Linked DNA regions of Homo sapiens: region 1 is linked to region 2. A link is a contact called in ENCODE Hi-C or POLR2A ChIA-PET data. All regions are on one chromosome and are shown on one strand. Each heading gives the region's core, a stretch centred on a gene start or an enhancer-like site at or near the end of the contact. The rest is flanking DNA. Distances are from core to core; before and after follow the strand shown.

Region 1 (2,700 bases), core at 141-2,640, 110 kb after region 2:
AGCCAATGAAAAGCCATTTTGGTTTAGGGAATTAGTTGGTGATTAGGCAGCCATGGATATCTGTAGAGTACTTTTCATTAGTCTGTTGTCTTATCTAATTTTTTCTTCTGTAACAGAATACTACAACACATCTTTGCAGGATTCTTTGCAAATTCTGCCATTCCTGGATCTCCACACCCTTTTTCCTGGTAAGTAACTAATTGTTTTCTATCTTACTCTATTGGAGTGACATATTTTAGGTGCTGTCATTTCTGTGCAGTAGAGAAAAAGAGCTGCATAGGCCGGGTGCGGTGGCTCATGCCTCTAATCCCAGCACTTTGGGAGGCCGAGGCTGGCGGATCACGAGGTCAGGAGATCGAGGCCATCCTGGCTAACATGGTGAAACCCCGTCTCTACTAAAAATATAAAAAATTAGCCAGGCGTGGTGGCATGCTTCTGTAGTCCCAGCTACTCGGAGGCTGAGGCAGGAGAATCACTTGAACCCGGGAGGTGGAGGTTGCAGTGAGCCGAGATCGCGCCACTGTACTCCAGCTTGGGCGACAGAAAGAGACCCTGTCTCAAAAAAAAAAAAAAAAAAAAAGAGCTGCATAGGTGAGTATGTAGATGTAACTGGAGGCTGCTACACTGCCATTATCTGCTAAGCCCAAACTTAATCAGAACTTTTTTTTTTATTATTATTCAGGCTCAGGAAGGCCGTCCTGGTCCCCCAGGATGTTTGGGTGCTAGAAATGTCTTGATTCCTTTTATATTCAGGTCTGAGAGTTGTATTGAGGTAGAGAATGAGATGGTCCCTGCCAGGCTTGGTATCTGATTTGTGGGTTTCCCCAGTAGACTACACAGGAATATTTTACTCCTTAAGAATTTCTGAAATTGAAAACATTATGCTGAACTTCATTTTTTTCAAAGTAAGAGGATTTGTCAGAAGAAACAATAGGCTGTAATTCAGTATCAGAGTGACACTTATGTATGATGGGATTAAAGATGGAATTTCTTCTTGTCTGAGAAATTATTTGCTGCTTCTAACTGTGGCCCAGAAGGTTTCTTTGCTCAAAGGAACCTCAGTCCTTTTAGGACCTCTGTCATCCAGTAGTCTGGACCTCTGCTGGTAGTGTACCAGCAGCTCTGAGGGAAAATAAAAAAAAACGGTGTTGCCAAGTCCCTTTTATAATTGCTCTAAGTTGTGATTCAGAGAGACTGCTATGGCTGCTTCTCTACTTGAAAGCTCCTCATTGTCCAGAACTGTGGGCGGCCTCTTATAATGAGGGATGTTTGCTGTAGATTTTGACCAGTCATGAAGGGAAAACTCTCCTTAAAAAGCAGCTCCATCTGTGTTTAATATCAGTGGGCACAGAAAACACAAATTTTTGAAACCAACAGGCAATGAGTCACTCTTTTTGTTCTGGCGTGTCATGTGGTACTTTAGGTAGCTTCACATTTTATGTTCTAGTTAAGTAAAATTCTTAGAGAATGAGGTACTATCTCTGGATAGTCTGTTTGATCTTGAAAATGTACAGAATTCTTTGCCTCTTGATCCTGGAGGACTAGTGACTTTCCAGCTCTGAGAGAGAACAGGATCCCTCTGCCAATTTTTTTCTGTGGTGTAAGGCAGAGCCTGGTCACTCCATCTAATGCTGTCTATCTCATCTCACGTATAGGAGCGGGATGCTGCACTCCAACCCTGGGGACTATGCCTGGGGTCAGACAGGGCTTGATGCCATTGTAACCCAGGTGAGGAGCTGCCTTTTGAGGGTGTCTGTTCAGTGTGTCTCATGGTTCCACAGGCTTCCTGCTTTCCTTCTGCTACTTTCTGAAATGGCAGTCACTCTGCTTTCTCTAATATTTTGAGCTTTGGGGTTTCCATTTTACTAAAGGGATGAATGATTTATGGGGTTAGCTCAGCATCCATGCACTTCCTAGGTCTGAGGGAATTTCTAGAAGATGGTTTCACCTCCATAGGAAGAAAAGACTTCTATAACAAATAGTATTTTGTATTTTTGTCTCTCTTGCTCAGTTCTATAAGGATTCTATTAACAAATATTTCACAAAAAAAGGAGGGTTTCCTCACATGTTGAAGCAGGGATTTCTGCTAGATGGAGCAAAGTAGGGGAAGGAAGCAGAGAAAAAAGTATTCCCATGCCATGTATAATTGCTTCCACTTGTTTATGTTCATTTTAATTTGATTGGTTTTTCATTTCCGTTGTGGATTTCTGAGACTAGAAAGCATGTCCTTTATATTCAGTCGTCTTATAGGCAGTAATTTACCTATTTCTTGGCTCACGTTATGCTACTTTTCATACTCTCGCTTTTTTCTTCTTCCAGAAGATGAAGCTTTTGGACCAGTTACATTTTACTTTTTATTAAGCTATAGTTTTACTCGTGACACCACAACCCTTTTGCTGCCTCTGAAGTTGCTTTATGCCTAGAGGTGGGCCTTGCAATCATGGGTTTGTCTGTAGGCTTATACGAACGTCACTCTGAAATTGTAAAGCAATTATGAGTGTTCTGGCAGCAGGAAAGGGGAAACCCAAGCCTCTCAGAGCCTTGCAGAAGTAAGAGTAACTAACATACCTAATGTCTGCACTGTTTGTTCTCAGCTGGAGCAGTTCCCTCTCCAGGGATATTGCGATGTCTGCCACTTCGTCTTTTTCTTTCTCTTTTTTTGTAGCTTTTAGGACAACTGGAAAACACAGGCCCTCCCCC
Region 2 (2,700 bases), core at 153-2,652:
TCGCGCCACTGCACTCCAGCCTGGGTGACAGAGTGAGACTTGGTCCCCCCCCAAAAAAATAAAAAAATAGGTATTTCCATGGATACAGAAACAGATTTAATTTGGTGCCTGCATGTGAGTGATCAGCTTGGTTGGGATGGGGCCTCTGGAGGGTCCAAGGCTTTGGAGGAAGGAGAGTGGGTAGGCAGTTCAGAGAGGGACAGAAAGATCCCTTTTGTGGGTAAGAAAACCCCTCTGTTCATCTTCAGCTACACCAAAGGTATGGGGGCTCTGGTGGAGGTATTCTGCACGTGTATCTAGGGTAGTTACTGTTAGGTACACTTTGGATTCAGTACCCCAGGCTTTGCCCTAGGGAGGGACAGTTGTCATTTCAAGGAAGACTGCTTTATACTGTCAGATACCTGGTTCACACCGGCTTAGCAGCAGTGTGCCACCACCCCAATCCCATACGTAAGCGTTGAGGGGTCACAGAGGTAGTGAGAATGATGGGATCCAAGGATCTCGTCTCTCCAGATCCACTCACACCAGGAGTTAATCTCTCCAACGTCGAGCTCTGAGTCCCTCCCTCTCTCGCCCGAGCTCCGCCCCCCTTCCCTCTTGGCGGTCCTGGCGGGCTTCCCCTGGAGGGGGCGGCCCCAGCCCGAGCGCTAGGCCGGGCGGAGCTCCGGCCCGGGCGGAGCCGCGGCCGCCGCGTCCGGCTGCTGGACCGAACTTCTGCCGTGCGGACAGCAGGAGCAGCGCCGAGCCCCATTCCCCCACCTCTCCAGCTCGCCCTCTGAGCCTCCCGAGCCCTCTCTCCATTTCCCACAATTGTGCTGGTAAGTCCCGCTCCCCGCACCAAACTTTTTTTTGCTGCCGAGTTTGAGTCCTACGATCGGACCACGAGCTGCACTGTAGTTGGTGTATGGGGGAGGAGGAGAGGGTGAATTACTGAATGCCGACTCCACGGCTTCCCTAAGACGGATCAGCGCTCGCCCATTTCCCGAGTTGGAAGACCTCTCGATTTTAGTTGATTAAACTTATGCAGAGATGGAGATGAGGGTTTGCGCTCCAACTTCGCTACCCCCTCCCCCATTTCTCTGAGCTCTAGCAGTTCCCGATACTTTCCCTCCATCTTTCAAGTATCTTTGGCTCCCTAAAAGCTTGTCCCCTCCCAACTCTGCCGTGGCAAAGCCCCCCTCCACCAGGCACTTCGGGCCCGCCTCCTCCCCGTTGCCCTAGGGACCCCGCGATCTTGGGGGCCATACACTCCCTCCGGGGCTACGCGTCCTGCCAACCGGCCGCAGACGTGTAGCTGCTGGGTCGGCTGTGGAGGGAGGGGCTCAGGCTGGGGCTTGTCCGAAGCCAGGCGGGCGGGGCCGGGAAGGGGAGGTATAGGGGGCCGGACTGGGCGGAGCAGGCGGCATTTGCGGCCGGCGCCAGGGTGGAGAGTTGTGCGCCGGTCCCTGGGCCTGAGCTCCGGCTCCGGCTGGGGCGCCTGCGATGTCTCAAGATGGCGGAGCTGGGCGAATTAAAGGTACCGGCCCCCTCCCCCCATCCCCATCTGGACTCAGCCCGGCGGTACGCCGTGTCCGGGAAGCGACCGAGACTGGGTGCCGGGGCTCGGGTGGGCGCCGACGACGTGGCAGGCACGAGCTGCTGAGGATGGGAGAGAAGTAGCTGAGAGCGAGGAAGGGGCTGCGGCGGGGCTCCGGGGGCGGGGCTGCGGGGCAGATGTAGGGGTGGGGCCGAGGGGAATTGCAGCTGTTGGGGGCTGAGGCGCAGGGGGCGGGGACGAGGGGTAGAAGTCGGATTTAGTAGTAGGGGCGGTTGTTGGGGTAGGGCCAGGGGGAAAAGGTGCTGTAGAGGCACTGGGGGCGAGTCGATCAAGGCCAAGAGATGCAACAGTAGGGGGCACATGCAGGGATGGGACCGCGGGGCAGACGTAGGGGAGGCTCCGGGGGAAAGGCAGCTGAGAGGATAGGGTCTTTGGGGCTACTCTCGGGATCCGAGCTTTGGGAAATACCAGTAGGCTGCTGAGATGCAGGGGGCGGGGCTGTGCGGGCCGATACCTCGAGGGGTGGGGCAGAAGCATCCTGGAGGCTCAGAGGAAGGTCCTGCCGTAGTGAATCGCGGTGTTTGGGAAGAGGCAGAGGCATGTGAAACTATGGGATAGAAAGGTGGGAAGTTATAGGGGAAGCTAATGGAGAAAAAAAGACAGGACAGAGGAGATAAGGATGGGGAGAAAGAGGAGCAAGTTTCTCATCACATTCCATAAAAGGGGTCCAAGACAAAGCCTCCTATGAGAAGAATTGTGTAGGGCTAGCAAGCCCTGCACATGACAGGATCTCCTAGAGATTCACAGAAGGGAGTCTTCTAAGGAGAGCGCTCCCCTCCTGCTACATAGAGTTTGGAGGGTGACCACATCTGAGGACATCTCATAGAACCTCAAACTACCGAGTTCATCCGCCTGCCTCCTGGTTTTCTTCTGCCCTTTGAAATGGGAGCTATGGTCCTGGGAAGGCTGGAGGTCTAGCCACTGGGCCCAGCTACCTTCAGGGGATTTGCGATTCTGTGCCCTGACTCAGAGGCTTTTCCTTCATCCACCCAGGGTCTCTGTTTAGAGCTCTGCCCTCTCCTCTTCCACCCCTATAGGGGGGCGCTGTAAGTTGTAGAGGAGTATTAATTTCTCTGTGTAGGAGAGATGCCAGATTATGGTTC

What was found. Hi-C counts contacts between places; a loop is a spot of excess contacts on that map. ChIA-PET counts read pairs that join two places held with the same protein, here RNA polymerase II (POLR2A).
Region 1: a map of GM23248 shows a loop between it and region 2 (2.2-fold over the local background). The contact joins the enhancer-like site here to the promoter of PIAS3 in region 2. A Hi-C loop is called at or near these places in 1 of 168 maps with a recorded cell type or tissue (GM23248). POLR2A ChIA-PET finds 5 or more read pairs at or near these places in 2 of 52 experiments (BJ and MCF 10A).

What each region holds. Positions count from the first base shown.
Region 1 is chr1:145,750,466-145,753,165 of GRCh38, reverse strand. RNF115 (ring finger protein 115) reads left to right here. Exons shown (of 9, transcript NM_014455.4): 5 at 117-188; 6 at 1,656-1,728; 7 at 2,666-2,700. Among named protein-coding and RNA genes, the nearest start is that of CD160, 32 kb to the right of the region's middle. Within about 2 kb of position 1,390, at least 5 of the 41 ENCODE cell types and tissues checked have a DNase peak (open chromatin) inside an H3K27ac peak, as active enhancers do.
Region 2 is chr1:145,857,783-145,860,482 of GRCh38, reverse strand. It overlaps PIAS3 (protein inhibitor of activated STAT 3), which reads left to right and starts at 1,402. Exons shown (of 14, transcript NM_006099.3): 1 at 1,402-1,516. The coding sequence starts at 1,493. RefSeq lists silencers at 596-805, 1,276-1,365.